2 separate regions of the Homo sapiens genome follow, and region 1 is linked to region 2. The links are chromatin loops, found by intact Hi-C in ENCODE. Cell type or tissue: heart left ventricle. All regions are shown on one strand. Links, peaks and the distances in the headings refer to the core of each region. The heading gives the core; the rest is flanking DNA.

Region 1 (16,445 bases), core at 3,644-11,643, 170 kb after region 2:
ATGTGCTTGTAGTCCCAGCTACTCAGGAGGCTGAGGGGGGATCACTTGAGCTCAGGAGTTTGAGGCTATAGTGATCTATGATGGTGACACTGCACTTCAGTCCAGATGACAGAGCAAGACACTGTCTCAAAAACAGAAAAACAAATAAAAAAAGAAGAGACAAATGGAAATCAAAGAGTAAAGTGGTAGAACTAAATCCAACAATATGAATAAGTACATTAAATGCTGATGATCTAAACCCTTCAATTAAAAGTCCAGGATTGACAGAGTGAATAAAAAGGCAAGTTGTTATTATATGCTGCCGTCAAATGACACATTTCAAATGCAAAGGCACAGATAGGTTTAAAGTAAATATATACCATGCAAATAATAAGCATAAGAAGCCTAGAATGGCTATTTTTAAATCAGCTAAAATAGATTTCAAGACAAAGAGTATCACTAGAGATAAAGAGGGACATTTCATAATGATAAAAGGGACAGTTCATCCAGAAGACATAGCAATTATAAATGTATATGAACCTAGTAACAGAACCATTCCAATCCTGGAAATAAAAACAATAAAAAGGAATGAACCTTGATACATAACCGAGATGAATCTGAAATCATTATATTTAGTAAAAAAAAAAAAGCCAGGCAAAAAATAGCACATACCATATAATTTCATTTATATAAAATTCTGGAAAATACACACTAATTTATAGTGACAGAAAGTAGATTAGTGGTTGCTTACAAATGGAGGTAGAGGCAGGCATGGATGTTGAAGAACACAAATAAGTTTTTGGAAGTGATGGAAATGTTTGTTGTCTTTATCATGGCAATTTTTTTGAATGTAAAATGGTCAAAACTCAACAAACTACATTTAAATATGGAGTTTAGTGTACTTCAGTTATAACTCAGTAAGATTGGAGAAAAATAAATGCCTAAAAAAAGTAATGAGTACTTACTAAACACTTCTAACTTCAATCTAATACTACAGGAGTTTTCCTCTTCTTTTTCCTTTCCTTATTTGTATCTTGTTCTTCCACAATGATTCTCTCCAAAAGATTCTTAGCCTCCCTGGTTCTCAACAACATCAGCATATATAGTCATTTGCCAAAATAGTTTGGGAATTGTTATTGTATATCATTACCAAAACAAAACAAAGTTCAAACTTTCTTTGCAGTTCTTATTTTATTTAGAACATGTCCCCCTGAGAATGTACAGTTCAAATACTATGTTCTCAAGAGTTACTTGGATTGGGGGGAGGAATAGCATTAGGAGATATACCTAATGTAAATGACAAGTTAATGGGTGCAGCACACCAACATGGCACATGTATACATACGTAACAAACATGCACGTTGTGCACATGTACCCTAGAACTTAAAGTATAATAAAAAAATATATAAATAAGGTACATTATATGCAAAGTTAAAAAAAAGAGTTACTTGGATTGATGTTTCCCTTCTGTATAGACACCTTGTCAACTACCAAAGGTATATAGATAAATTCATTTGTTTCTGTTTATACAATTTTCCTCATCAAACATGAGGAAAACATTTGATGATTTAATTTTATTTTCACGTATAGTAAAATATTTGGTGGGTCAAAAAGTAAAACTAAACAAAAGGTACATTTAAAGAACTGTTCCCCTTTCTTAGCATTTTCTTCTTGTTTCAACTCACTCCCTGCCAGAAACCAATTTCCCTGGCTTCTGATTTATCCTTCCTATGTTTCTTTTGCAAAAATGGGAATATATTTTTATTTTACTTTCTTTCATACAAAAATATAACATACTATCTATGATTTTTACTTTAAAATATCCTGGCAATCACTTCACATCAATTTACAGAGCTATTTCTCATTTTTATAACTGTGTATTATGCCTTTGAATGGATATACAATGACTTATTCTACCAATCTATCATTCATATATGCATAACAGATTCTTCCCAATATTTTGTCCTTATAAATAATACTATAAGTTGAGAATCTTAATTAAAACATCTGAAATTCAAAATGCTCCAAAATCCAAAACTTTTTGAGTGCCGACATGATGCCACGAGTGGAAAATCTCACACCAGACTTTGCTTCATGGGTCACAGTCAAAATGCAATTAAAACCTTGTTTCATGCATAAAATTATTAAAAATATCGTATAAAGTTAACTTCAGGCTACATGTATAGGGTATATATAAAACGTAAATGAATATTATATTTAGACTTGGGTCTGATGCCCAAGATAGTTCATTATTTATATGCAAATATTACAAAATCCAAAAAATATCTGAAATTGGAAACACTTCTGTTCCCAAGCATTTCAGCTAAGGGATACTCAACATGTATCATGAATGATCTTGTACATATTTTGTTTCACATTTTAGGATATGGATCTTCAAAGTAAATTAATATATTATTATTTATTGGATGAAAGGTTAAATCCATACATAGTTGTGTTAGATACTGCCAGATATTAGATATTATATTAAATATAGCCAAATCCCTTCTGTAGAGTTCTACCATTTTGCATTCCCACCAGCATTGAAATTGAGTGCCAATTTTTCCATATCCTGTCAACAGAATGCTTTGTGAAGCTTTTGAAATTTTGCCAATCTTGTAATTGCAAGATGGTATCTATGTGATTTTAATTAGCATTTCTCTTATTCTGATGCTCTTTTTATATATTTATGGATGATTTGTATATCTTTCTTTGTTTCCTTGATTTTTATGAGTTGTTTGTGCAACAGGCGTGTTAAACCTTTATCTGTGATATGCATTGCCAATTGCTAATATTTTCCCATTATATAATGTGTCTTTTGACTGTGTTTTTGGCGATTTCAGCCATGTAAAAGTTTTTTTTAATGTAATTGTATTAATCAATATTGTCTTTTATTGATTCTGAATTGGGAGTCATAATAAGACTTTTTAATAAGCCAGATTATAAGATAACTCACCTGTGTCCTAGTCCATGTTACTATAAAGGAATACCAAGGCTGGGTAATTTCTGGGTAATTTATAAAGAAAAGAGGTTTATTTCACTCATGATTCTGCAGGCTTTTTAGGAGAAGCATGGTGCCAGCATCTACTTCTGGTGAGAGCTTCAAGCTGTGTCCACTCACGGCAGAAGGCAGGGGTGAGCCAGCTTGTGCAGAAATCACATGATGAGAGTGGAGGCAAGAGAGAGAAGAATCAAGAGAGGAAGAAGGTGCCAGGCGCTTGTTAACAACCAGGTGTCTCAGGAACTAATAGAGTGATAACTCACTCATTACGGGGAGGAGGCCTCAAGCCATTTATGAGAGATCCGCCCCCATGGCTCAAAACACCTTCCAGTAGGCACCCCCTCCAACATCGAGGATCAGATTTTAACATGAGATTTGGAGGGGTCAAATATCCAAACCATAGCACCCTGTTTTCCTTTAATCCTGTGTGATTTCATGTGTGCATCACACATCTGATCTATTTGCAGTTTATTCTTGGATAGGGTGTGAGGTATGGTTCCAATTTTATCCTTTTCCAAATAGTTATCCAATTGCCTTAGCATTATTTATTTTAAAGTTCGTCTTTTCTCCGGTGATTTGATATGATACCTTTTTCATATAATACGTTTCTTATGGACTTCATCTATTTCTTTATCTCCTGCTTTATTAGTCTGCCTATTAGTGCAGCAGTACCATACTGTTTTAATTTTGGACAGAGCCTCTGTGTTTTAATTGATGCACTAAATCCCTGTATGGGTATTGTAATTCTATTAATTGAGGAGTTATTTCTGCTATGTTATTTCATATTTTATTTTTATTCTACATTTATTTTTTATTTGTTTTCTTTATGGTTTCTATTGGATAGATCAAATTTTCTTATGCTTATTTAAAGGTTTTATCTTCTACTTTTTTATTATGGTGGCTGCCTTTAATCCAAAACCTATAATTATATTTATTTGTCTTGATAATGTCTACAATTTTAGTTTTGAGGGGTTAGAACAGCTAGGGGAGCAAACCAGACAAGTACTAAAGAAACCTCCATGTTTGATATAAACCCAATGCACAGGTCCACACAGACAGGGCATGGAGGTGTGCTCCGCAGGGGCACCGCACAGACCTGTGTGAGGGCAAGCCTGGATGCATGTACAACTAAACATCCTCACAGATACACTTTAGTGTAGGTGGAGACCTGGTTTATGGGTTTTTCTGTTTCTTTTTTTTCTTTTTGTTATTTGGATATGCTTTTTTCTTACATTTTCTTTGATCCTTGCTTTTTTTTTTTTACACAATAATTTGTACCAAGTAATTTGACCATTCTTCCATCATATTTCTCTCTCAGCACTTTCCTGAATTTATTTCTCTTTTTATCGGGTACTCTTCCAAGAGTGTTTTCAAATTGGGATTTTGTGTGGCAAACTTTCTGAGGCCTCATATTCCTGGAAATATGTTCATGGCGTTCTTGCATGTAAGTGACAATTTGGCTGGATATGAAATTCTAGGTTCAATATTCTTTTTCCTTTAATACTTCAAACGTATTTTTCTCCATGTTTTCCTATGCCCAATGTACTCTTCAGAAATCTAATAAATTGTGATTCCTTACTTTTTTAGGTGACTGTTTTATCTTTCTGGAAACTTTTAGAATTTTCTTCTGATTTTTTTCTTTTTCAAGACAGAGTCTTGCTCTGTTGCCCAGGCTGCAGTGCAATGGCTTGATCTTGGCTCCCTGCAACCTCTGCCTCCAAGGTTCAAGTGATTCTCATGACTCCACCTCCCAAGCAGCTGGGATTACAGGCATGTGCCACCACACTCAGCTAATTTTTGTACTTTTAATGGAGACGGGGTTTCGCTATGTTGGCCAGGCTGGTCTCGAACTCCTGTCCTCAAGTGATCTGCCTGCCTCGGCCTCCCAAAGTTTTGGGATTACAGGCGTGAGCCACTGCTCCTGGCCTTCTTCTGTATGTTTAATATTCTTAGTTTCACTGAAGTATTCTAGGTGTGGGTTTTTCTTTATTCTTGTTGGCACTGTGCAAGTCCTTTCCATCTGAAGTCTTTTGTCTTTTATTCTTATTTCTTCAAATGTTTCCTCCCCTTCATGTTTTTCCTCACCTCCTGGGAATCTCATTGTTTGGATATTAGCACCTCAGTTTACTTATAACCATATTGTAAGTAAATGTAAGTCACAACATTCTTAGCCTTTATTTCATATTTTCTATCTTTTCATCTGCTGCTGCTGCCCTGCGGGAGAACATCTCGACATGATCTTTCAGCTTAGAAATTCTGCTTTCAGGGATGTCCATCCAGTAATTTATCCCTTCTGTTTGTTTCAAATCATTCATATACAATATTTCTATTTGTTTCCTTTTTATAATTTATTCTACCTGTTCCATATTTTAGTATCTTCTCTTCTGTTGGGAATATTTATTATGCTTGTTTAAAATCTTGGTGTATCTGTCTCAATTATCCTGGTTCACAGGATGCGTATTGTTCAGTTTGTTGCCTTTCTTTTAAAGTGGTTTTATTCCTTGAGGTCAAATTAATTTGGCCCGTAAACTTATGTTCCCTTGGGGCTGTCAGTTATTCTGCGCAGTACTGTGTAGTGAAGGAGCATCTGAAATCTTAGTCTATTACTTCCTGCTGAATTTAAATAAGAGGGGAGGGAATGAGCTCCAAGCCAGAGAGCCCCTGGTTCCACAGAAACCCTCTTGATATGTTCCAGCAACCTGCTATCCCCCTTCCCAATTTAGGATCCCTTTTAGATGCTACTTTCTTACTGTGCAACCCCTCTGTCCAGTATTTTCCTTTCAAAGAAGCAGACTTGGGAGGTGGCCATCCCTTTAGTAGATCCAGCAGGCTTCAGGGTTAAAGGGGCAGCAGAGGATGTAGGATGGATGAACGAATGCCCAAGGGCAGACAGAAGTCCATTTCTGGTCCCATTAGCTCTTATCCTAATAGGGTTTTTGGTTTTCTCTGATTATATTCTTGGAATCTCTGAGGACTTGGTTATGATGCTGCTTGTTCTAGGTAGACAATGGTCACCTTGTGTGTGTGTGTGTGTGTGTGTGCATGTGTGTGTAGAGGGGGTACAAGACCACAACTTTGGAGCAACTAATATCCCACTGGGGCTTCTCCCTTTTCTATTCCCATTCATCCACCCACCCGTCTCCTTCACACACACTGGATCTCTGTCTTCAGAAGCCTTTGGTCTTCCTGGAATTTCTCACTGTTTTATCTTTGGATCATCAGATCCATGGTATATTTTCTCTGCTGTGGTTTCCCCAAGATTAATTTTGGAGGTGGGAGCCAGTAGCCTATGCTCATTGGCCATCTTGTCAGAAAACAATGACTCATTCTTTTGGGGGGTAAATGCTCAGTCTTCGAAATGTCTTCTCCCTCTCCCTGGTCCTCTTCATTGTGATAGTGAGTTTACAAGACCTTGTGCAGCTGTGGAGAGAAGGATATCTTGAATTTACATCATTTCAAATTGCCCAGCTTTCTCCTGCAGAATGGCTGATCTGGGCTTGTGCTCAGCCTCATGACCCCTGGAGGTTTGGCTGTTTGGGGGATTATGCTGGCACCACTGTCAGAGTTTATGGTCTGGTCTGTGACTCTAGATGGGAAGCAGCTAGAGCCCTTTCATCAGACATCAAGCTTCAGCTGGTCCATGGCCCACCAGGCACCAGGGCATGGGGTGGTCCTATACCGCCCCTGCAGGCCATCAATAGATGTAGCAGGGAAACAAGAGCACAGCCTCATGCTTGCCCAATGGTTGCTTGTATGCTCTGTGCCATGTCGGATGTGCCTGTGTGCTGGACTTCTGTTAGGCTGAAGCTTCCAGCCTCCCCTAACCTACACCTGACAGTGTAGTGCCATCCTTCTAATATTCTTGATTGCCCCACATTTATATAGATGCTTCCACAGTGTTTCCCTTAACTAAAACCTGTAGAGTTCTGTACAAACTTCTGTTACGACCTCTCTCCCTTTGCATCGTAAGTATTTATGTTTCTGTCTCCCCAGCTAGAGAGTGAGCTCCCTTAGGGGGGAAACTGTGTAATATTTTTCCTTGCACTTCTCAGCATCTGGCCTAGGGCTTGGCATAAAATAAGCACCAGGTAAATGTGTGTTGAACCAAACTGAATAATACAAACTAAAAACAGATAAGTGCTTTAAAAGAAGTGTTTGGGGGAGAAAGGCTTTATTTATGGTTTGGGGATATGGAATGGTTTCTTAAGAAGGTAATAGTGGAGGGTTTAGACTGATGGAAAGAGAACATTCAGGGTGAGGGGAACACTGTGAGCAAAGGCACAAAGATGGGAAAGCGCAGGATGTTCATTTGTTCCCTTTCAGGGCAGGAATTATTCCTTGGGCATCTTTGCAAACTCTCTGAATAGTTCCTTGAACGTAAGTGGTGCTAAGAATAAACTGCGCCGAGTGGAATAAAATCCCCATCTTCTCCTGCATCCCTCAGAAGTGGGGGTGCCCAGTGGTCATAGAAGACATTAAATCAGAAAGAAACAGGTCTTTCTTTGGTACAGACACATCCAAGATTATAATATTACACACCCTATATAGTCAAGGTTGCTGCAGGAAAGAAATGACATACTCAGACAAGTCCATTGAGGATAATTTAAGGGAGTGCTATTTACAAAGGTGTGGCTATTAAAGGAAACCAACAAGTGGGGTAAGGCACCTTGGCGAGAGCAAAGTTCCATCCCTGGGCATGCTGGGACCAGGGAAGGAGGAGTTACTCTGCATGAGACCGGGGCTGTCCAACCCTTAGATGCATTGCCAAACTGTGTGTGCATGTGTGTGTGCACGTGTGTGTGCATGTGTGTGTGCACGCATGTGTACACATGCATGCATGCAGCAGGGTGATCAGCCCTCTCATCTTCTTCCTCTGGAGTCTCCTGGAAGACCCAGTTGGAAGCCTCCAGGAGCACAGAGCAGGGTGGGGAAGGGAGGAGAGGAGATTGGCAGATGCAGAATATCTAGTACACACCCAAAGTCTCATTTAAATCTCACAACAGCCCAACGAGGATGACTTTAGTATTAACAACCATGTATTATTGGTGAGGAAGATAAGCCCTAAAAGGTTGATTTGCCCAGGATGAAAATGCTGCCACTAGGAAGACATTGATTTTCACTCCATATAGGACCAATTGTTCGGTGTGTATGTGCATGTGTGTCTATGTGGGCAGGGGCAGGTGGTAAGGACAGTGGGACACACAGCAGTCTGAAGCTCTCATGGGCCACCCCAAAATGGAATCCCTGGAGGGGGCTGGAGTAGTCTGGGCCTGGCATTGTGGTTCAGAAACTTAACCCTGGGACTTGGACACAGGAGAAACATTAGGGCTCCAGCCCCAAAAAAGGAGATAGTGGTGAGGAACAGTGAGCTACAGCAGGGACTCTCAAACTTTTGGTCTCAAGATCCCTTTACAGTCTTAAAAATTATGAAGGACCCCAAAGAGCTTTCGTTAATTGGGTTGAATTTCAAACAGTATTTTCTGTATTAGACATTAAGACAACAAAATTTTAAATACTTATTTTCAATTAATTTAAAAATAACATTCTGGCTAATACGGTGAAACCCCATCTCTACTAAAAAATACAAAAAAAAAAAAAAAAAAAATTAGTGGAGCATAGTGGCCAGCGCCTGTAGTCCCAGCTACTCGGGAGGCTGAGGCAGGAGAATGGCGTGAACCTGGGAGGCGGAGCTTGCTGTGAGCCGAGATCGCACCACTGTACTCCAGCCTGGGCGACAGAGAGAGACTCCATCTCAAAAAATAAATAAATAAATAAAATAAAATAAATAAATAAACAAACAGGCCAAGGCAGGAGGATCACTTGAGGCCAGGAGTTAGAGACCAGCCTGGGCAACATAGTGAGACCGTGTCTCCACAAAAAATGGAAAAAACTAGCCATGGCAGAGCATGCTTGTAATCCCAGGTACTCGGGAGGCTGAGGCAGGAGAATTGCTTGGGCCCAAGAGTTTGAGGTTGCAGTGAGCCATGATCTTGCCAGTGCACTTCAACTTGGGTGATAGAGCAAGACCCTATCACTAAAAAAATAAAAAGTAAAATTGCTGGGCACGGTGGCTCACGTCTGTAATCCCAGCACTTTGGGAGGCTGAGGTGGGAGAATCATGTGAGCCCAGGATTTCGAGACAAGCCTGGGCAACATGATAAGACTTCATCTCTACAAAACATACAAAAATTAGCTGGTAGCATGCACTGTAGTTTCAGCTACTCAGGAGGTTGAGGTGGAAGAATTGCTTGAACCCAGGAGGCTGAGACTGCAGTGGGTTGTGATTGCACCATTGCACTCCAGCCTGGGTGACACAGTGAGATCCTGTCTCAAAAATAAAAGAAAATAGTAAACATATTAGATACTAATATAAATAACATATTTTTATGAAAAGTAACATTTTCCAAAACAAAAGAACATCAGTGAGATGAGTGGCATTGTTATACATCTTTACAAATCTCTCTAATGTCTGGCAGAATTTTCCCACCACCTGCTTTTGCAATCAGTCTGTTGGGATATGTTGTTTTGGTTGAAATATGGGAAGAAAATCTGGCCTCATCCAGATATGTAGTTGCAAAAGGTAGGATTTTTTAATAGTTGTTTCAGATAATTGTGGCTATTTATCTTTGATACTACACTTAAACTCAATAAATGGTAGTTTCTTAAAGATTATTTACAATGTGGAATTTGAAACCATATCGACGAACATTTTACACTTGATTTTATGTACTGTATGAAATGCATGAAAATACACTGGTGGTTTTACAGCTTCCAATGATTCCTTTATCCATGTGTAAATCATGCATTGGACATTTGGAAAGTATTATTTCACTGAGTTATGAAGATCTTCCAAATGTTGACACATTTCATTATACAAATTTTTTTTTAAAAAGCCAAGACAGATTTGTTACTATTACCACTGACCTCATCAGGAAAGATCTTAAGTATTGGGATGCTATCAAGTTCATGGTGGTGAACACAAATTTTCCAAAATTCTAATTTTCATGTGAGAGCTCAAATGTTATCGTTGGCCACAAATCTGTCAATCGTTTTGCTTAAAGTGACAGGCTCACTTTGTTCATTTTCAAGACAATTTCTACCAAAAACACAAGTATTAATAACTGTGGCATGTCAGTTGTTTTTTCAGGTAAGAATGGTGTTCTGTGAAAGGAGTGGCTAGCTCAGCTCAAAGCTCAAACAATTGCACAAGCGTTTCTTCTGTGAGACAAGCATCACGTTTCAGCAAAAACGCCGTGTGTGTACTTCTAAGGTAGTCACACAGAATATTAAAAAGATGTGTACTCAAGGGTTGAGATGGAATAAAATTAGTGATTGCTACTGCTTCGTAAAGAATATTCATAAATAAAAATGGCTTTTAAAAAAACTGTGAGGGTGTAGTGACGAGAAAATAAAATGACTATTATCAGACTTCGTACTCTCACTTGGTTGATGTGGGTGTCAACAGTTTCACCCACCAATGCCTTTGCATCCCCAGTGCAAATGTCAGCACCATGAAAAGGACAAATCATGTGTTAGTATTATCATAAACATATTTTGATCTCATGGTCCCCTGAAAGTGTCTCGGGGAACCCCGGAGTCTTCAGCCACACTGAGAAAATCAGGAGTAGATGGCATGAGACCGGGGACGGCAGGGCCCCCCTGCTGGAGGAGCTGCTTCCGGCTTCTGCCCCATGCCCCTCATGGAGGCTGGGCTTTTGTTGCCCACACAGACGGCAGCATGCAGGAGGGTGGGCCAGTGTCGGGTTTGGGGGTTCTGTGTGTGCCAGGGGCCAGGCCATTCATCTGAAGTCTGTGCAGGTTGGAGGACACAGCCTCAGTGGAGAGTGGGGATTGAAAATAAAGGGGAGATTGTCTGGGGCAGCAGTTGCTAGAAGAGGAACCCAGCATGGACACTGGGTTGGGGGCTATTTTCTTAGAAGATACTCAGGAGCCTGCAGGCTGTAGGTGTGCTGAGGTGGCTCAGGGTGCCAGCCCCGCCGGCCTGGTCCAGGGCCTTCACCCCTCAGCGTCTCAGAGCTTTCATTTCCTCCTTTAGGTGCACAGAAATGGGGACTCTGTGAGTGGAGGAAGTCATCTCCCAATCTAGGCTTGTGGATCTGAAGAGGAGATAGGAATTCGTTTTAGGATCTGGATTCAGTAAAATCTTACGTACATATTACAGCTGGTTGGAACTGCACAAGTCCACTTATTCAAGGACTTTTTCCCACCCCTGCCGCCCTGAGACAGCAAGACCAATCTCTTCTCTTCCTCCTCCTCCTTGGCCTACTCAGCATGAAGATGACAAGGATGCAGACCTTTATGATGATCCACTTCCGCCTAATAAATAGTAAATGTATTTTCTCTTCCTCATGATTTTCTTTTCTCTAGCTTACTTTATTGTATGAATGCAGTACATCATACATATACAAAATATGTGTTAATAGACTATTGGTAAGGCTTCTGGTCAACAGTAGACTGTTAGTAGTTAAGTTTTGAGGAGTCAAAAGTTATATATGAATTTTTTTTATTTCAATAGGTTTTTGGGGAACAGGTGGTGTTTGAGTACACGAATAAGTTCTTTAGTGGGGATTTCTGAGATTTTGGTGCACCCATCACCCAAGCAGTGTACACTGTACCCAATGTGTAGTCTTTTCTATGGATTTTGAATTGTGGGGGAATTGGCGCCCCTAAATCCCTCATTGTTCAAGGGTCAAGTGTTCTTTTTTATAAGCAGAATCTTCATACACACAACCCTAATTGATTCTGAAGTCTGATGACTCACAGTTCCCCCATTCAAGCCAATGTTTGGTCTATTCCTTCCTGCCTCCCACCAGAAATTCCTGACACCCTCCTCTTCCACCCCCATGTCAATCCACTTCCCTCCCCTGCTTTACACTTGGCTGAGAATTCACGTCTTCCAGAAATCTTTCTCCATTACTCTTCCCCTCTGTCCTCCCTTGTAGAAACCGCTCTGTGATTAATTTCTAATCCCCTCAGTGTTCATAATACGTGAAGTAACCATCTTTGAACACCACTGTGTGCTCGGTACTATGCTGCCCACCTTACATGTGTTGCTTCTAATTCTCTTAAATTTTTTTTTCTCTTTTTAATTAGAGACGAGGTCGCACTATATTGCCCAGACAGGTCTTAAACTCCTGGGCTCAAGTGATCCTCCCACCTCGGTTCCCCAAAGTGTTTGGATTACAGGCATGAGCCACTGTGCCCGACTCTTCTAATTCTCATAATAAGAGTTACTCTCCTCTCCCCGTCTCTTCCTCTGGCTCTAACATCCAATCTATCAGCAAGCCCTGCTGATTCTACCTCCGATACATAACTTACATTCATTCTCTCTCTATCTCCACAACCACCTCCCTAATCCAAGCCATTTTCCTCTCCTGCCTCTACTACAGCATGGCCTCTTTCTAGTTTCTCTTCCAGCCTCCCACCCACTAGAATATAAGCTCTATGAGAGCAGACCTTGTATGTCATGTTCAGGACTCTATCTCCAGAGCCTAGCACAATGCCTGGCTCATGGGATCTGTTCAATGTTTACTTTTGAATGAATGAATGAATGAACAAATGGAAGAAGTGAATAAATGAAGGAATGTATAGCCATTATGCAGATCCATGAGGCTTATTAACTAATGGGATCCTGATCTCATGGCCTCACTGTGCAAAGGGGCACACTGAGATTCCAGCTATGAGTCTGGGCCACGAAAAGGTACAATTAATTGTAAGCTCCCTGAGAATGGATGATGGCTAACATTTGAACAGGTCCTTGGACCCCAGAACTGCTCTGATTTTGAAAGAGGAGACTCAGATTTCTGAATAGAGTCCATCAGTAATAGTTGTGTGATCTTTTAAATGAGTAATATCACTTACTAGAGTTACTTTCCCAGTCAATTGGGGATGATGATGTACTCATCTATACCTCAATGTAGCGACAGGGAAGCAGAGGGGCTGTGCCTTGGACAGGGGTGGTGGCAGTGGAGTTAGAGAGAAGGCATGAGGTTGAGACATGTGTTGGAGGCAGAATCAACAAGGCTTGCCAGCGTAAGGGGTGATTGTCATCATTCCTGACTGGGGGACTTGGGCTGGACTGCAGTCCAAGGTGAAACACAGCTTCCATTATTTGTGCACCTTTGTTTCAAGGTGATAGTGTCCCTGGTGCTGCCACTTTCTTGTTTGTCCATGAGTAAAGCCTTGGAGTCTCTTTTGGCCTCCCTTTTGTCCAGTGTAGCCTCAGGAGCACTGCGCCTTCCTGGGTGAGGCTGCCTTCCTTTTCACGCTCCAATTCCTACTCCACTCCCCGCCATCTTCTCCTCCTTCTCTGTAGGAGCGTCTCCTCAAGCCACAGGTCATCAGCCACTCCCTGCTCAGGCCCTGCAAGGGCTTGCCATTGCTTAGAGACACAATCCAAGCTCTTCAGCTTAGCCTCGGCTAAGCTCTCCTCACCCACTCCTACTTCTCTTTTCTAGCCTTGGTGGCCTTGTTCCTCCTCAGGTCCCCTGCACTTCAAGCAGACTCATTTACCCACTTCCATTTTCAGAGAGGGCTCAGTTGTTGTGGAATCTTAAACTCTTCGCTCTGGAAGATATCCGAATGGCACCTAATCCAGCCTCTCATCCGATTCAGGAATCCCTGCTGGAACCATCTGTGATACAATTGTTTTCCCTGGGCTGGGAATGTTGGCTCATGCCTGTAATCCCAACACTTTGGGAGGCCAAGGTGGGTAGATCACCTGAGGTCAGGAGTTCGAGACCAGCCTGGCTAACATGGCAAAACCCCATCTCTACTAAAAATACAAAAAAGTTAGCCAGGCGTGGTGGTGCACACCTGTAGTCCCAGCTTCTCAGGAGGCTGAGGCACAAAAATTGTTTGAACCCGGGAGATGGAGGTTGTGGTGAGCTGAGATCGCACCACTGCACTCCAGCTCTAGCATGACTCCATCTCAATTTAAAAAGAAAATTATTTTCCCTTGATTGAAACAGTCTCCACAGATTCCATCCTCCAAGTAGACACCAATGTCTCTCTTGCATTTTGTTTATTTTGCCACCTTGTCCACCCTTACTCCTTTCATTCAAATTCCCCCACTCTTTAAGGTCCCATTCAAATCTCACCTCCAAGCAGCTTTCTCTGGTCACCAAGCACACAGGAATCTTTCTTCCTTCTCTGTTCCCTTGGCATGATAGTTAGCAACACAAGTTTTATTAAACATTGTGATAAAACACATACAATTTGCCATCTACAGTTCTTTGGCTTTAAGTACTTTGACACTATTGTGTAGCCATCACCACTATCCATCTCTAGAACTCTTTTCATCTTGCCAAACTGTAACTTTATACCCATTAAACAGTAACTCCCCATCCCCTCCTCCCTACAGCCACTGGTAAGCACCATTCTACTTTGTCCTTACAAATTTGCTACTCTAGGTACCCCATCTAAGCAATATACAGTGCTATACAGTATTTCTCCTTTTGTGACTGGCTTATTTCACTGGGTGTAATGCCCTGTTCATCTCTATTGTAGTATATATGATAATTTCATTCTTTTTTAAGGCTGAATAATATTCCATTGTATGTATATGCCCCATTTTGTTTATCTATTCATCTATCCGTGGTGGAACACTTGGGTTGTTCCAGCTTTTGGCTGTTGGGAATAAGCAACACACATTTTGCATCAAACAGAACTGAGTTTAAATCCCAGCTTCGTTAACTTCCTAACTTGGGTAAGATGCCTAACCTTCAGGAGTCTCAGATTTCTTAAATGTAAAACACAATGGTCTGATCTGTCCTTTACTAGTTTTGTAGGCATGTGAAGTGGCTGGTGAGCACGACTGACAATTGGTAAGTTCTCGATGCATGCTAGGAAGCTACTAGACCACACAAGTGTCCCTTACCAATCAGGGCTCTGTATTGTTAGTTCCTCTGTATAAAATCTCAGGCAGTTCTATTTCCAGAACTAATGCTAGATTCTCAAGGTCTCAGTTCCAAGAACTTGACCCTAATAAGTAGCCAGTAACTCTTACTTGATTGTTTGACTTGGAGATGGTTGTATGGGAGTGTGTAAAAGTGTGAGTGTGTAAAAGCATGAGTGTGTGCACTGTATGTGCTCCAATAGGGAGCACTGGAGACGGCGTGAGGGTCTGTGGGTGGTAGGCAGGACTGGCGGCATACAAATCAGTGGGAGTGAGGGCTGGGGTGGGGTTGCAGGTGGGTGTTTTGTGCCCACTTGCTCTGCATTCGCTTGTACCTCAACCCCTTAGGGTTGCACATGCTACATTCTCAGTAGGGCTGGGAATGTGTGCAGAGTGTGGAAGTGAGCTGGGAGTTAGGGAACAAAGTAGGAGCACATACAGTCGCAGATTCTTTGTTCTGTTCAATGACTTCCCCTGCCCCATCTCTATGCAGACCCTAAAGAGTTGTTTTCTGTGCCAGCCTGGCCTGCCCATTCCTGCAGCCCAACAGAAGGACGATCCTTACTTGGCTTTTGCAAACCCCGGCCTGGTGGCAATGCGAGTCGCCTTCCAGCGTCTCTTCCTCCCCTTGCAGTTGCCACTTTGCTTTGGCAGGTGTGAAATATTAATTGCCTCACTGGGGACTGGGCTCTTTCTGTCTGTCGTGTCTGACCAGAATATCATTCTCTCCTGCAAATATAATTATGGGGTAGGGGAGGCGGGCTGAGTGTACGGGGGTGGGGGGTGGGCTGCCACATGGGGAGGTGGGAGCGCATGTGGGAGGGGTGATGAGAAGGGACTACAGCTTTTTTTCTTAATCGCCTCTCGACTGTCTGTTAATTAGGAGCCGTGCTTTGCTACATGCTGTGATATTTTGGTTAATTATAAAGAGAAAAGGACAAATTTGTCACGTCTTTTGTTTTCGTTCCACCACGTCTCCTGGTGACAGCGGTGTGAAGGCTGATGGACTGCTCAGGCAGCAGCACCAGATGCTCACACACACCCTCTGCCAGGGGCAGGCAGGGAGGGGTCCTCAGGGCTAGGAGGCAGCCAGGGGGCCACCAGGCAGGCTGGTGCACATGGGGCTGGTCTGGACTGGGTTCACAAGGGGTCAAATGGAGAGATTCACATTCTTGAATGTGAACGTGAAGTGGATGCCAGGAAGGAGTCCCCAGTCCCACTGAAGGAGAGGAAGGGGGAGATGTTCATTCCTCCGTTGTCCAGTTGGGTGATTGGCCTGACACCAATGCCCCAGGGATCAAGGCTGAACTTGCCGATAGCAATCAGAGCAGACAGGCAGGCTGTGACCCCTCCTAGGATCTTGAGGCAGTGGGGGGCATGTTCACCTTGCAGAGTGGGGCTGAGTAAAATATAGCATAGTATTCTATGAGCCTGTCACAAACGGGCCACCCAGGGATGTGAAAGGATGTGCTAGTTCTCCCTGCTACCATTTATTAGCTAAAGCCTATTTCAGGCTCCAGCTTATACATTATACCCCATCCCCCAACACAC
Region 2 (16,445 bases), core at 2,758-10,757:
GGCTTCTCGACCTCACACCAGGGCATTAATCTGCTTGGGCACACAGTGAATCAGAACACAATGGTTTTAATACCTGCTTGGCCCCAACTCTGAGAACAGGGACCTGCCACTTGCCCTGAATGGGCCTCAGTGTCTTCATGTGTAAAGAGAGGAGGCTGAGGTAGGCTGCTCACAGCACATTCAAATGCTCGGAGGGCTTGGGCAGGAAACCTGAGACAGAGAAGCAGCAACAGCATGCAGCAGAAATACAGTGAACTGGAGAGGCCATATTTTGTCTAAATGCATGCAAAATCAGATACATTAAAATAACCCTAGCCAGGTGTGGTGGCACCTGTAGTCCCAGCTACTCAGGAGGCTGAGGCATGAGAACTGCTCGAGCCCGGGAGGCAGAGGTTGCAGCAAGCTGATATCGTGCCACTGCACTCCAGCCTGGGCTACAGAGTGAAACCCTGTCTCAAACAAAAACAAAAACCCGTGCAGGCCAAACACACCTGAGGGTTAAATACCATCTATAGGCTGTTGGTTAAAAATAGTTTGGAGACTGCAAAGACAGCTTCTACTTCATTCTATAAATGATGCTTTGTCTTTAAAGCCTAGCATGGTACCTAAAAAATAACATGGGAGGAAAATGGGAAGGTGAGGGAATCCTTCTTTCTGAAATCCATAGGCAAACCCACTGAACAAACAGACACTGGTCCCCAGTTACCTAACCCTGCTTGCTTGTGCTGCGCTACCACAGTGTGTGCAAATCCAGAACGTGGGAAGGTTCTGCCAAGGCAGTGCTGGGTGCTGAGTCACAGCTACTTACGTGACTGATGTGTGTTCCAGCCAGATGGGGGGAGCCGGAAGCCAAGCCCAGATGGCCATCTTCTTTCCTCTGGGAATGCTGATTTCAGGGCTCCTGGCAGCAAGGAAGAGCTCATCTTGGTGAGAGAGGGGCCTGGGGAAGGCTCTTTTGTAAAAGGGGAATGTCTTGCCCTCAAGAGACAGTCCCAGGCCATTGCATGTATAAACTGAAAGGGCAGTCCAGCTTCCTGTCATTCTAGGCAGCAGCCTGGGCATTCTGTCTTTAGCTGTCAGGGTGGGGGCTGTGAATCAGAGGGAAGGGTGATAAAAGGAATGGTATACACATGAGGGGCCAAGGGTGGAGCAGAGGGAGCATGGAGTTACCGGCTGGCCCAAAGTCCCCAGAAACCTCCATCAGGCTCTTCCTTTCTGGCAGGGTGGCCTTCAAAGGAGGACTCAGAACCCAGGGACCACTGCATTTCCCAGGCCCTGAGCCCCAGTGTGGGAATCACATCCTCCAAACCCACAGTGCCCCTCAAATTCCTATTCAGGTAAGAAGGCAAAAAGTAACAGCCTTCCAAGCCTACGTGGACCCAGCATCGGTTTTTCTGGTTTCCCCTGCGTCAGAGGTATGGAGGTCTATGTTCCTAGGCAGCTGCACTCCTAAAAGTTCAGTTTTCCATCCCTCCCTTAACACTACTGACATAAACCCCAGACTCAGTCCAGGCACGGGGGCCCTGGGTCGGGACTGCTGGCTGGATGGGAGGATGCACCAAGGTTACCCTGCCCCTGGGATGAGCTGGGGGGACAGCAGGAGACAGTGGAGGGCAAAGGGAAGGAGGAGGAGTGGAATGAAGACTGGAGCTCGCGTGTCTCCATGTTCCCCCAGTAGAAGGGCTCAGCTCTGGCACAGAAGGATGGGCATGTCCCTGAACTGCTTTCAAGAAAGCTAGTGCTTTCTGCAAGAGGAAAAATGAGCATACCAATGGTCTATTACACAAACACAATGCCCACCACAGAGTTCATGGGTCCAAACCAATGCAGATCCAAAGGCAAACCACCAATGCTGCTCCCTGGTCATTCCTAAATCATCTGCTTGACTCAGTGAAGATGGAGTCAAAAGTGAAACCACAGTCTCAGGTGAAACCTAACTCTGGAGGTAGGGAGGGAGACGCCCCAAAGCCCAGCTCCCCCACCTCCCCCAGGCAGAGCTGGTGACCACTTCCTTCAGCCACTGGGAAGTAACTAACAGATGCAGTATCCTACCAGGCACCACACTCACAAGACGGCATGGCTGCTCTCGCTGGGAGAAGCACGTTCCTGTTCCCAAGAGCTCCTCCAGAGACATGCCCCAGCCTCTTGCAGCACAGCCTCTGCTCCTCCCTGGAGGGAGAGCACAGCATCTCAAAGGAGAGAGCATTTCAACAAGTCAAACACTCTCCCCAGAGCAGAGCACAGCCCAAGGGGGGCACCAGGAAGCCCAGGGTGCTTCCTGAACTAATCTCTGAGTGGCAGTTCTCCCCAGTACCTGGGCACACACCTGGTCCACACACATGGACTGGGCACACCCTGTGGCGTGATGTAGTTCCACTTCCCTAATAGAATGGAGGGAGGCTGGGCCAGACAGAGGGTAGATTTGAATCCAAAGCCAACTGCAAGCCCACTTTCTCTCCTTCCTCTTTGGCTGGCCCAGCTGGTAGCTGCACCTATGGTGCTATTCCAGCCTCATTCTGCTATCAGGACCTCTGTCTGCCAGACTCAAGAACAGTGAGTAGCAGGAGGAGGAAGGAGGAGAAAGGAGGGAGGAGAGAGGAGGAAGGAGGGTAAGAGGGAGGGAGGGACTCGGGAGAAGAGGTGGAGGAGGAAGTTTCACAGTCTAGTGCATTCCCATCAGATCAGAGAGAGGGGAACATGTGCAACTTCCCTTTTCAAGCGTTTCTCTGCCCCCCATTTTGTTTTGGTTCCTTCCCCTCTGGCCTGGGGATGGCGCGGCTAGTGGGCTATGCAGGGGCAGGCGCCCAGGTACCCAGCCAACTGGGCTCTCGCCCGGCTCCATCTCAGGCCTGGCACGCTCCCTCAGGCCGTTACCCAACATGCCCTTCTCCTTGTCAGGGAGGCCGCGCCCTCTTGTTTTCAAAGTTTTATAACAGTATTGTTTGTTGTCCAGCAGATTAAATTCTTTGGAGGCTGGGGAGTGGGGGGAGGGTGAGTGAGAGAGAGGAGGGAAAAGAGAGGAGAGAAAATACAAATAACTTCTATTAGGCCCAAAATATTAAATGAGTTCGCTTAACACAAAGTTCACCTGTCTTGAGAGAGGCTAGTGGCCAGGAGCCTGCGTTCCCTTCTCTGTCTGTGCCTGACCTCTCTGACCCCCTTCTCACCTAGCAAGGGATGTACGGTCTCAAACTTCCAATACCACTCCTCGGGTCAAGCTGAAAAGCAGTACCAGCTAATAAGGCTGGAAGATGCATGTGTGAGCACCACCCTCCAGGCAGGACACATGACATAGCGTTGGGCAGGTCCCTGCAAGAACACCCTTGACTCTCGTCTCAGGCGTCTGGCCGAAACAGTCCAGGGCTATTGGGGGAAGGGCATCTGTAGGCAGCTGCTGGAGCCCTTGTCTCAGAGATGGCTTGTCCCTGCCGTGAACCAGTGGTTTGTTTACACTTGAAATCAAAGTCACATATTCATTGATGCCAATGACACTGGAAGAACTGTACCCCAAGGAAATAACACAACTGCATAAATAAATATTCACGTAGACCTAAGGAATAAGAGTGGGAAATAGTAATGAAAAGAGACAAAAAGTCATTATAAAATAAGCATGATCTTACGGACAGGGCCCATTTCAGCATCCTCAGCCTTTCAGGCCTGTTGATGCTAAATCTGTAGGTGGTGATGACACACAAAAAATATGATTTTCCATATTTAATACAACTCTCATTTAGCCATTAACTGATTTATTTCAGACTGTGGGTTACCGCTAAATAGTAGGCCTATTTGAACACATCCCTTTGCCTTTAGTATAGCAGGCAATGTCTGTGGCTCCCAGAGTTGTGGGCCTGCCCTGGGATGTTCCTCTCCCACCTCCTACCTTCTTCCCAGCAAACCATGTCTGGCCTTGCGTCCTCTACACGGCCCTCCTCCCTCCCCACCATAGGATTAGAGCAGCTCAGCACTCTTTCCTGGAAAAGATGAGGGACAACATGCCTTTCTCTTTTTTTATATGCAAATAACACCAGTTCCTATAAGATCAGTGCCAGAAGTTCTCTCTGCAAAGGGAAACAAGGTCAAAGTTCCAGATTCGATGACCACATTGGTGTACCCTGCCCATGCATCCCCTCAATTGCATCCAGCTTGGGCCTGTCTTGAAGACAGATGGGAAAGATGGAGAGAAATGCCTGCTCTAGATCCTGGCACCCAAACCTCATGCTGTTCCAGGGACTGTCTCAAAGTGCCACAGACTTGGGACTGGGAGGATCCTGTGGAGGACACCGAGTCTCCTACCTCAAATAAAGAGGCTTCATCTTTCCTCAGGAACCCTCAGCAGAGGTGATGCACAGTTCTCCCAGAAGTCTAGCCCAAATCACTCTCCTTGCTGCAAGTTCTGCCCACTCTCTTTTCCATCCTTCAAGTGGACAGAATGAACTGGATCCAACATGACAAATCTTCACACATGAAGCTACAGAAGGCTTTATCCACTAAAACAATTCCGCTGTGGATTCCCCATCACAGGGTTTCAGTATGAGCCAAGGATGCATTCAGGAAATACCAAAGGACAGACATTTAGAGACACATATGCATGCTGCCCCTGTCCAACCTCAACTGTCCTAAAGGAATACCCCCAGAAAAAGCCTAAACCATCATGGCTAAATCCGCTGTAAATAAAGATAAACCATTATTTCCTCCTTCATACAAGTTCTGGGTCTATTTAAACAAAGGTCACTCAAGAGGGCTAACTGGCCAAGAAGTCCTGCTGTCCAATACTCTGCCTTACCAGCCCTTATAAAGAGTGGGGGATTATGCTCTGCCTTTAAGGAAAACTGACACCCACGAGTTCTCTTACCCACCTTTCTCTCTGTGGGTAAGCCCTACTTTTTCAAGTCAATCATGAAGCAGACACTCAGAACTAAAGCCAGTGTTTCTAGTCCCTTACTTTACATTGTACATTAGCCAAGGCTTCCAGCAGGCGCTGTACATTAGCCAGCAAACAGGTAGCATACACACAACATGCATGCTGGGCAAGGCTCAGGGCATCTCTTACAAATGTGTTGGAAAAATTTCAAAAACCCTACACTGGGCCTCATCTCTAAGTGAGCTGCACTCAGCAGAAGCATGCCTGTGTGCATAGGCATGAGGTGCCATACAGATGTGTCACAGTGGTTTGATGCATCACATATTCCAGAAGCTTCCAAATACAGGAAACCTCTCCAAGAACACATGGTGAGTGGCTGGCTTCCCAGCCAAAAAGTGCAAGCCAGTTCTCACAAGAGCTCCAAGAAGTCTGAAGAATCAGAGAGTTGGAGAACCTGGACATGCTGAGGTTCCGTTTCCCATTCAACACATAGAAAAGGCATCTCTAGGCCCTCTAAGGCCTTCAGAAATTAAGGAAACTGCCAAAGACTCCACTCCCCTACTCCTGTCCCTGCCCCACTAGTCAGAACCCAGAGAAATAACAGCTGAAGTCAGAGGACCTAGATGGGAGACCCACGAGAAGCGGCTACAAGCAGTCAGATCTTGGCAGGATTGACTCTCAGGTTCAGTTTTACCAACGACAAGGATAAGACCACCTACCCTCTCAGGGTTGTGTGAGGACCAAATGAGCCAGCAAGTATGAAAAGAACTATGTGAGCTGATACGATGGTTATTACTCCATTCCTCTCCTGCCTGAGTCCTAGCCCAGATCGCTGTTTGCTATTCCATACTGGCAGTGGGGTGGCACTCAGCTATTATTAATCCCAGGTAAACATCCCACAAAGCGGCAAGCAGATAGTGTCTTGGAGAAAGGTAGCTATTTTAAAACTCTACATTCTGCTTAGCAGATTGCACAATGTGCCCCCTCAGCCCCAGGGGCTCCTACCCACACAGCCTTGCAGAAGTGGTGTACGTCTGGGACTAACGCTGCCATGGAGAAGCTAGGCCAGAGTCCCAGCCACTCCTAGCCCCCATCTGGCTGGGCCTGGGACCTTCGGCTTTCCTGCATGTGTTTTATTTTGCTATCTTTTTAAGAGTGACTCAAGACTAAAAAGCCAAAATGGAACCAGTGGCTCTGAGATATTTTTGTTTATTTTTTATTTTTTTCATTGTTATTTTTTAAAATTAAATTTAATTTTTTAGTCGAGGGCCTCAAAAAATACATGAAAAGAGAAGGCTAAATATAAAGGAAAACTTCCTGACAGCAAGGGGCACAGACCCTCCCTCAAACCACAGCTGCATTCTCTCTCCAGGGTTTAGGGCCAGACAGGACGGAGCATCTTTCCTAGAGCAGGGTCCCTTGGGTCAGCCCCTTGCAGGACAGCAGGCACCCCCAGCAGCTCCCACATAAACCCATCTCCAACAAGCCTCCCGGGGGAAGCGCGTAGCCATGTCCCCTACCACCCGGTGGATCCTCATCAACACCTTCACGAAACCTCCAGCCCTCTGCTTCCACTTCTGGGAGGTCTTTAAAAACTACCTCCTCCCACCCACCCACCCTAATTCCAACAGTACCACTTCAGCCGCTCTGAGACAGGTCATCAAGATCCCTCCCCTTCTCTTGTGGAAACCTGGGCCTAGTTTTCCTCATCTTGAATTACTGGCTAAGGAACATCTCCATGAACATTCAGGGAGGCCCCAGGATACAGCTGGAACCTCCAAAGAGATTCTGGTTCCATCCCCTCATTTCATAGATAATGAAACTGGAGCTGAAAGGAGGAAAGTGAGTGAGTTTTTACCAACAAGAGCTAGGACCAGAATCAGGGTCGGCTGACTCAACACAGAGCAACACAAACCCCACTTTCCTGACCCTCCTCCTCCCTGAGCACCCCCAACTACACTACCTCATCCCTGTGCAACTTCAGACCCCTGGCAGCAGATGGCAGTGTGTGCAGTCCGGCGGGTCAGCTGTCCATGATCAGCCAAAGAGCCAACAATCACATGGCCTGACTCCGCAGGTCCGCTGCCTCTTCCACCAAGTAAACAAGTCCCGAGCCCTGGAGCTACATGCGCTGAACACATGACACATGCCTGCCCTGTCCCCAGCACCACCAACCTGCCTCCGCCTCTCAAGACACAGCTCAACCAAGCATCTGGCACAGGTCACTTCTCTATGCCTGGTGCCCATCCCTTCCCTATCGTGAGACGATTAGCTCTGGGAACGGCTCGTTCTGGCAGGACAGGCTGAGTTCAGAACCAGCCTCCTGCAGGAACATTTGACCAATGGCTCGGCAAAGACCTAACCTGCACGTTTCCCTGTGCTGCATGGACAAGTGTGGGGCACAGTGACCAGGCTGAGGAAAGAAGTCAGCTGGTGCCTGGGAGGGTGTGAGGCAGAAGGCCAACAGCAACCATGGCAGACAGGAGAGAACCAGTCTGCCGGAGACCAAAGGCTTGACATCTACTCCACCTTGATCCCTGACTCACGACAAGTTCCTGTAAGCCATGGGGACCTTGGATGGATTTCCCAAGTTATTAGGAAAAAAGAGGGGGTTAGTTTGTGTCAGTCCTAACTCCCTGAAGGAAAGCTCAATTGATGTGGCTTCAGATGGCTGAGGTCCTAAGTCTCTAGAACCCTCTGACCATCATCTGAATTCTCCTCCTTATGTGTGTGGGGGGTCCCCCTTTTCATCCCCACACAATCTCCATATATGTCTACCCTGTACATTTTTAAATTCTTTTTAAAAATCATTATTAGCGGTGTCTCTCCACACTAGAATGTATGCCCCATGAAAGTGGAAAGTTGGCTTTGTCAAGTTCTGTATCTCTAGCGCCTGGCACAGTCCCTGGCACATAGCAGAGGCTCCGTACACAGCAGCAGACGCCATGTACTGGCCTTACTCAGCTCTGCCTGTCCATGGCTACCAAAGGGCATTTGGGTCTGCCCTGCCTCCCCCTAAAGGAATGCGGCACAACCGTCCCCAGTGACTGGAAAGTTCCTTCGGGTGTCTGCCTTTTCACTCTGGTTCACATCAGTCCTCTGAGAATCTTAGTTCACAAAAATGTCTGACTTCAGCCCAAAAGAGTAAAGATAACGTAGAGGCTTTGGAATAAGAAGTGCATGCATTTAAATCTCAACAACCTCACTTACCAAATGCATAACCTTGGGTTAAGTCACTTAATCTGTTTCTTTAACTATAAAAGGGAAGTGATCCCTATGTCATATGGTTGTTCTGAGGATGAAATCAGATAAGGAGAGGAGAGCCCTTTAAAAAGGTCAGTTTCCCTTGGACCAACAACTCTGATGCCCATCTCATACCTTCATGCCTCATTATAGACCCTGATCGGGGCACCATCCTACCTTCAGTACCAGGCACTCAGACGCAAATCCTTCACAGGAGATGCACACATCCATCCTGGGCCATGACAGGCAGCCCTGGCTGAGCACTGGACTTGTCCTCCCACACCCTCCTGGACTTGCTCCTGTGATCTAACCACACATACCACCTCCCCACGTGGCTCTATCTGCCCCCATGTCCCCAGTCCATCCCTGTAGGCTTGACACTATGGTACCAGGCTCCGCACAGGCCATGGGGCCCTGGAGGTGTTCTCTGGCTTTATCAGCCCATGAGCAGCTCTTGTGGAAGGAACCAGCAAGAAAGCAAACTCAGTCCATGCTTTCCTCACAGTCACTCCAAGTCTCAGAAAAGCAAAGCAAAATGAGGGCCTCCCACAGACAGCCGGCTGGTGGGAAAGGGTGGTATCTCTTACATATCTCAGAGGGAGGTAACACGCCCAAAAAAAGTGACCAGCACAAGGTACAGATCCTCTCTAAAGCTGTGGCTGCAGCCTTAGGGACACTCGAGCCAGGGGACAGAGCCAAGATATGCATTAAACAATTCACAGAGCTGACCGGACCAGGATTCAATGGAATAGAGAAGGTACTGACCAATCAGGGCCCCTGGCAGGGCCTCTCCCCCACAACTCCCAGCCAAGCCACACCACCTCAGCTCCAGAGCCACCAACTCTGTTAACCTCTGCTGGATCCCGGATGGAGAGGCCCCATGCTGCCTCCTGACTCCCAGACCTCAGAAATTCAAAGGTCAAGAAAAAAGTGCCAGATATGCTGGCCCCTCTCTCAGGAGATACCAACTGTTCTGCTATCCTCATTGGGAACACACAATGCCCCATGTCATGTGTGTAGAACCCAGGCTGGTGAGCAAGGAGGAAAAGAACCAGATGAGGGACAAAAATAGGAAAATCAGCAGGGAAGCACCAATCCCAATTCTGGAAACATCAGAGGCCAGAGAGATAACTGCATGACCACGAGCAAAACCAACCTCCCCTTTACTTCCCACCCTGGTTTTCCCAATCTAACCAAGGACAGGGCTATTCGTGGGAGTGGGGATCACGAAGAGCCATGCCCAGGGACACACTGCACATATGAGGGCTGAGACTCCCAAGCACAGCCAGCAGCTACGTCTGGCTCCAGCCCTACAGCCAGGGCTGGCCAGACTCTAGCCAACACTTCTTGAGGGACTTGGCTCACTCCTTTTAGTCTCCCCAGCTGCACCCAAGTCGATATCTCTCCACTCCAACACCCCCTGCCATCCCTCACTGCAGTACTGCTGGAGGGCTGAGACCTGTCAGGGTCCTTGAAGGAAGAGACATCAGATTCTTCCAAACAGCCCTGGGTTCCTCAGGCTGTTCACAGCCAACCTAGAGACTCACCTCAAATGGACAGAGGAGAAGAAGAAATAACAGGAAGCAGAATTGGCCAATCTTCCCTGGATAGCAACGGGAGCAGCATGGGGAAGAGGAACCCCCCACCCCCACCGAAACATATGAGCAGAGAGAGGCGACCACTGTGTGGCCAGAGGTAGGATCCCATAGGTACCTCCGAAAATTACCCAACATAATTCCTTTTATCTTTAGAGCCCAGACCAATCTGCTGTTGGCTAATTCCAACTGGCTTTACTGGCCAAGAATGCTGTAGTCATCTACTCGATAGGAGAGAGACTTCCTAGTGATGTGTGGGCACCGAGAGTCTGCTTTGTGAATTGTATCAATGATGCCACTGACCTCCCTGATTCTGCAGGCCGTCATCATTTTTCATTTTTAATCACCATTGCTATTACTGTGATCGGCAGCAAGTGAGGCAGAAGAAAAGCATTTCTTTGTCAACTTCCTAGAGATGCTTTGCAATGGCTTACTGGACCAGGGATTTTGTTTTTTAAGGCAAAGGTAATGAAGGCCTAGAGGAAGAAAGTGGCTCATTCAAAGAAACCCCAAAATTAGGGAGAGTCCCAAAGCTCACTGCTCAGCCCAGTCCAAACTCCAGACCACCAACCTAGACTAAGCCCCCTCAAGGCAAAATGTATCTAGAGTTAAGACAGGCCATCCACTGAGACTACACAGGGGAGAGAATCCCCAGGCACCAGGAAGGCTCCCAGGATTACCGAGGGGTTAAACCCAGAACCTCCTGCTGGATGCTGGAGCCAAAGAGAGTTTCTATTACTGTGGGAGGCCCAAATGCTCTGCCAACTGCCACACCCAGCAACACTACCCAGCTATCTCCCACACGTCCGCACAGCCCGACCACTTCAGCTGCCCATTCTGCCCCCAACCCTGTGCTGGTTACTAACCCCACACAGAAAAGCCAGAAGGAGAAGAATGCAAAAAAGAGAACAATCGTTTGGGAGATTCTGAATGGAGACGTCTGAGGATTCCCCGGCGGAATAAGGAAAATGGTGTTCGTGGGAAGGAAGGAGGATGGGGGAAGGCTGGAGGGAGCAGCCCACACTGGACTTACCTGGGAGGCAGAGAGCGGTTAAATCCTATTTCCTTGCTGCATCCAGTTTCCAGTAAGCAGCCTGGTGATGATTCACTGACAAGACTGGGGTCATGTCGCATCAGTCAGCACTTGTGGTCACAAAACCACAAAAATTGGTGGCTCAACAGCACCTATGAGAGGAAAGAGGGGAATATCCAACCCACCCTGCCCTGAACCAGCCAACACAACATGCTCACCCACCACCAAAACTCCTCCAGAGGACAGCTGAGCCCTCTCTGCCCAACTGGAGCCAGATCTCCAGAAACCCCAAATGGGTAAGGATGAAGAGTAGACACAGACCCAGGATGCCAGTCACTGTGTTTGCCCTCATATATCCTAAAGAAAATCAAAGGGAGGAGGAAGTGGTGGAGGAAGGCAGGGAATGCAAGAGGTCCGAAAGAAGGAAGAGAGAGGTCAAAAGACATCCTTAGGCAAAGCATGGCAAACAGGAAACCAGGAAGAGAAAGCGGAGGCAGGGCTCAACTGTACCCTCAGCCATGTCACATGCCCCTAGCTTCTCTCCCTCTAAGCTCAATATCCATCGCAGAGCTATTAGCCCTTCCTGGCCCTCATCCCACATCAGCACCTTCATCTAGCACGACCTTTCAATCTATCAGCATCTGCAATACAGGAGGAAAGTAAGCAGCCCTGAACCAGACAGACAGACACACACACACACACACACACACACACACACACACACACACACACCCCTTCCCAGAATAAAAGGCCCTTGGAGATGGCTCATGCTCTCTAGGTTCTGGTTCTCTGATAGAAGTGCTCCACTCCCACAGGGGAGGGCAGACACGTCTGATAAGAATTGCTTAGCACAATGCTATATATAGTCTAGGTTCCTACCAGCCTGGAGATGTGGAGCTAGAACTTGGCAGAGAACCATGCTAGGTGCTGGCAAGGACCATCCTCCCACTGCCAGCCAATGGGGAGCCTCACTTCCCGGCTGGGGGCCGTGAGGGCACACAGGGTCCTTCCAGGCAGCCCATTAACACTCCACACTGAGGGACACAGGCTGTTGGCTCCATTTTAGGGAAAATCAACTTCTCCCAAATGTGAGGGGGATGTGTGGGGGCTGAACAGCAAATTCTAGCTTCTCTGCAGCTATCCAGTAGCATGAGAAAATCAATCTAGTCCTCTCTTCTGGAGGACTAAGGGTGGGGTGTGTGGGAGAAGAATGGAGAAGGCATAGCAGGTGGCTGGGCTCAATAAACATCTACCCATTTCTGATGTTCGAAGAAATAAAGGAATGTAAAAGAATGCAGATGAATACTTACTGCAGAGAGCGGGGCTGCCAGGCATCTCCTTTTTTTGTTCCAAATACATGCAAGTGAGCCACTCTATCCGGCAGTATGACGGCTGTCTCCGGCACACTGGCACCATCCTCAGCTGAGCCTGAGTCGCCAAGAGGTTGTCACCCACTCACAGAGCAAGCTGCACTCTCCTGAGTCCTCTATGAGGAAGAAGAGAAAGGAAGATAGGTGGGCTCAGCTCACAGAGCCAACCAAGCAATGAATCCAGCAGATCCCAACCAGGGGCCCATCTGGGTTAGTATGTGGCTCTGGGATGATGACCCTTAGCTGTTGCCCGCCATCCAATGAAAGACGCAAGACAATGTTGGGCAAAATGACATGGGACCTATGTCCTGGAGAAAGGCCAGTAACAGAAGATGCAGGGTCTGATGAAGGAGGGTCTGTTTACCACCTCTTTCAGAAAATGAACCTGAGAGACCACAGAGCTGCCTGAAGCCCGAAATCCAGGCTCTTATCATATACACAGCTTGGGACAAAGAAAATGAGACACGAAAGGTTCCAACGTCCATATACATACAATCTTTTTAGGTCAAGCTGCTCTCTACTCGGGTGCAAAACATGACATGAAGCGGCTGTGTCTGCCTTTGCACTCTGAGTGGGGATGGCTGGCTCCCACCCCCTGCCCTGCTTAACTCTCTCATGTGACCTCGGTCACATCTCCCTGCCCTGCTCTGGCTCCCAAGGCCCAGGAGCCACTCCTACCAGAGATCCCAAATGAGTCACCCTGGGAGGTCCTTGGAGAGAAGAGGAGGTGCTCAGTGACAAATGTCACTGCTAGCATCATCCGCGGGAAAGCATGAGACTGAAAAATAGTACCCAGTGAAAGGAGGGAGGGGGCTGCGGCCAAGTTGTCCCTCATCCTCATAAGCAATTGTTTGTCCCTCTGCCCCACGCTCCAGCAGAGGGGGTAGAGAAGAGAAAGGGGAGGACGGTTTGTCCGCATTCAGTGGCAGTGGAGGTGCATCTTCTCTCTCGGTCGCAAGAAGGTGGGGTGGGGTGGGGCGGGGCGGGGCGGGGCGGGGCGGGGCGGGGCGGGGCGGGGCGGGGCGGGACGGGACGGGACGGGGCGGGACGGGGCGGGGCAGGGCGGGGGGATCACGCGCCTATAGCGCAAAGCTGCGGTATGGAGAAAAGCCTAGAACCCACAGCCGCCATGATGACGCAAACAAAATTAAAAGGGTCAAGAACTCAAGGCCCACTGTTTCACCTAAGAAGAAAAGGAAGAAGATGAAGGGGAGAAGAGAAGCTCTGATTTGGGTCAATATGGAAAGGGGAGGCTGACGCAGGCTGCCCAAGAGCCAGCCTTTAGCTTAGTGACGGTGATGCGGATCCGCCATCTTGAAGCGCCGCCCGGCAGAGGACTCTCAAGACGCCACAGCCCCACCACGGCCACTTCTCCCAAGGTACAGGTGCGCCCGCATTCACTGAGGTCGGCCTGGCCCACCCCTACCCCAAGAAGCGAATCGCCCTTCATTCAAGGCAATGACCAGCAAGACTATCACAAAGAGAACCACGGTGAAAAATCCCAAAGGGCTTTCTGGGCCCTGGGAAGATGTCTGTCATCTGGGACTAGTGGGAAGAACTCAAAAAGTGACCCTATTTGCCAAGCTCATCTAATAACACATACAGCTGTTATTTTCTTTTCAGACTCTAAAATGCAAGGGTTCCCAGAGCCCTGCTGAGTTACCTGGTGTCGCTCCCATCCTGATGCCCGGGCGGTGGCCGCCTTCTCTGTCCAGCCCTCCCTGAAAATGACCCCAGGCTAAGGATCAGCTCAGAGCCCCGAGCTGTTTTTGTAGCTTTCATGTTGACAGAACATCCTGGCCACTCTGCTGAGAGCTCCATCTCCCGGCTCCCGATACACTGAGTCATCTTCCAAAGAGGAAAAAAAACAACAAAGCAGCCGTCACCAGGGTCCCCATTGCCGTCGACTGACGACTCACTGGCTGTCGTCACACTCTGCTCCGCGGCCCCCGAATTGGTAACGAGGGGCTTCAGGGTGCCCAGCTCCCCTCCCGTGGGACTCAGCAGCGTCAGGGAAGCAGGCAGCCACTGCTGAGATTCAGAAAGAAGGGAAACTAACCTGGCATCAAAAGGCTCCCAGGAAAGCTCACTGACCCTCCCTCTGCCGTCACCAGCCCCCACCACTCAGATGCCATGGCATGTTCCTGATGCAGAAGTAAAGGGGTATTTATGGCAGGTGGGGGACAGTACACCTTGCAGGCTTGAAGGGCGTAACGCCTAGGTTACCTCCTCTGCGCCCCTGCTGTGATACCACTTAGGGCACAGGAGCTCCTGTCTCCCCCATTTCTTCTCTAGCCCCCTGCTATGCTCCCATTTTAAGTCCCTGATAAACCACTGGGTAGGGATGGGAACCTATTTGCTGCCAATATATTAGGCATTTCTGTATAACAGTTGTAGTAGCTCCATCTCACTGAAAACTTAAATCATATGACTTGTCTAAAGTCACTCAGCTAAGAAGAAGGATCACAATGAAAACCTAGGTCTGTTCAAGTCCAGTGTCTCTGCTCCCTGCTCTCTAATTCTGGAGCTTATTCTGGCTTTGAAGATGCTGTATCCCACTCCACCTCTCCCTCCTCTTGTACGAGGAAGGCAACCAGGATAACTGAGTCAGTTAATCCATCAATTTCAGCTACAAGAAAAAAGCCATCATCTTGAGTGAACCTGACCACAAAGGAAGAGGAGAAAGTTAATGACAGTGTCAAGGAACAGCTGAGGGACCCAGACCATGGACACAAGATTGACCACCCAAACTCCCTCAGAGCATTAGGGACTTACAAAATTCCTTAAATAGACAAATTTTGGGGATCTACTTCATAACAGCCATCTTGTAAACACCAGTAATTCAGAGAGGAAAAATGTAAAGGCTTTGGAAGACCAGGGCTCTAGTCATGACCAGGCCACTTACTAGACATGGGATGCTCCCCACAGGGCTGTGGAAAGGAGTAAATGAAGTAACTGCAGGGAAAGTGTATAACATGGTATCTGTCAAACAGAAGGCACCAAATAGGTATTTGTTTTCCTTCTCCTTTCTCTAGCCTCCCTCCTGGAGCTCCCAATCTGATAGGTGACATAAGACTTATACACAAATAATCATAACACAACAAAAGTACCATAAAAAGGGACAGACTGTATGGAAGTTTGGCTGAAAGGGCAGGGGTGGTTATGAGAACTGCTTCTTGCCAAGGAAATCAGGAGAGGTCCACGGAGAAAGTGAGACTGCCACAGGTGGATGCAGAGGAGAAGAGGCATGGAAAACATCACTGGTGAAAACAGATAGGAAAAGGAAGTTGCCTGGTTTTGTTGGAACCTATGGTCCACCAAAAGAAACTGAGAGAGGTAAGACTGTACAGGAAACCTAAGGCCAGTTACGGCCAGCATTGAGCATCACGCTAAAGGGAAGGAATTTTACTCTGGGAATTATGAGAAACCATTTTAAGTTTCTGAGCAAGAAAGACAAGATGGCCGCTGCACGCAGAAGGGCCTGGAGAGAGGGGGAACGGGCAGCGGGGAGCCTCACAAGAGGACTACAGCTGGAACCATGGCACTGGCAGGGGGCATGGAGGAGAAAGAGAAGAAAAACAGTAAGCAGGCAGGACCATCCGAACAGATCCTCAAAGCTGCCATGGACCTCACTTCCCTGTCCCCACAGGGAGGCTGCTGGAGACAGAGCCTATTTGGGGAACACAAACCACGGGTCTGACACGTCTGAGATGAGCTGCCGAGCCTCTGCCTCCACTCTCATTCAGACACTCAGCTTTTCCGAACTACTCCAAGCACCAGGCTGATGAGGACATGGGAAACCCACGCTCTGGCAAAGCCGGGCCCAGGTGTTGAACCCCTACCCAGACGCCTTCCACCTGAATCCCCACCCAGGACTGTGTCCAAGGGTGGGACTAGGCGGCTCTGCCCCTAGAGCCACCTTCATTGCGGCAGCCACCACTGTGCCTGCCTCTGCTGTGCTTTTGCCCCCCCTTCCCCTCCTCCGTCATAGCCCCCGCCCCCCGCCCACTCTGCGGAACTGGCACAGCAGGACAGAAAAACCAACGCCACCATGTCGGAGACCAGCAGAAATGGCTCCAAAATGGCAGCTCATCAGAGGAGTCCAGAAAGATCATAAACCCACCCAGGGAAAAGAGGGGAAGCCAGTGACAAGGGGAGTAAACTGTCAAAACTACCTCCCAACCAAGCCCCCGATAATCATCACATCTTTTCCTTCAGAAACATCCTCTCAAAAATCAGATGGGACATGAGTGAAAGAAGGGTGCCACCCCCTCCACCAGAGAGGCCCTAGGGGCCATAGGTGGTATGGGGCACTCAGAAGGATGTTCTGTAGCCTCTTCCCC

What was found. Hi-C counts contacts between places; a loop is a spot of excess contacts. Peaks named below come from ENCODE experiments on the same cell type or tissue, not always from the same donor. Only the 100,000 strongest peaks of a DNase experiment are listed, where the experiment ranks them.
Region 1: a loop joins it to region 2, with 2.3 times the contacts of the local background. A loop is called at or near these places in 5 of 110 quality-filtered maps.

What each region holds. Positions count from the first base shown.
Region 1 is chr1:207,975,514-207,991,958 of GRCh38, forward strand. No RefSeq gene overlaps it. Among named protein-coding and RNA genes, the nearest start is that of LINC02767, 25 kb to the left of the region's middle. In heart left ventricle, for the core only: a CTCF peak has its summit at 6,663; no DNase peak of the experiment used is centred there.
Region 2 is chr1:207,805,197-207,821,641 of GRCh38, forward strand. MIR29B2CHG (MIR29B2 and MIR29C host gene) reads right to left here. Exons shown (of 6, transcript NR_135299.1): 2 at 13,766-13,950; 3 at 12,043-12,218; 4 at 10,733-10,884; 5 at 809-901. LOC148696 (a long non-coding RNA gene) reads left to right here and starts at 13,183. Exons shown (of 1, transcript NR_026817.1): 1 at 13,183-16,445. RefSeq lists an enhancer at 471-1,670 and a silencer at 13,768-14,062. In heart left ventricle, for the core only: a CTCF peak has its summit at 6,855 (motif pointing right); DNase peaks (open chromatin) are centred at 2,844, 3,347 and 6,995; H3K4me3 peaks cover 4,456 bases; H3K27ac peaks cover 7,155 bases.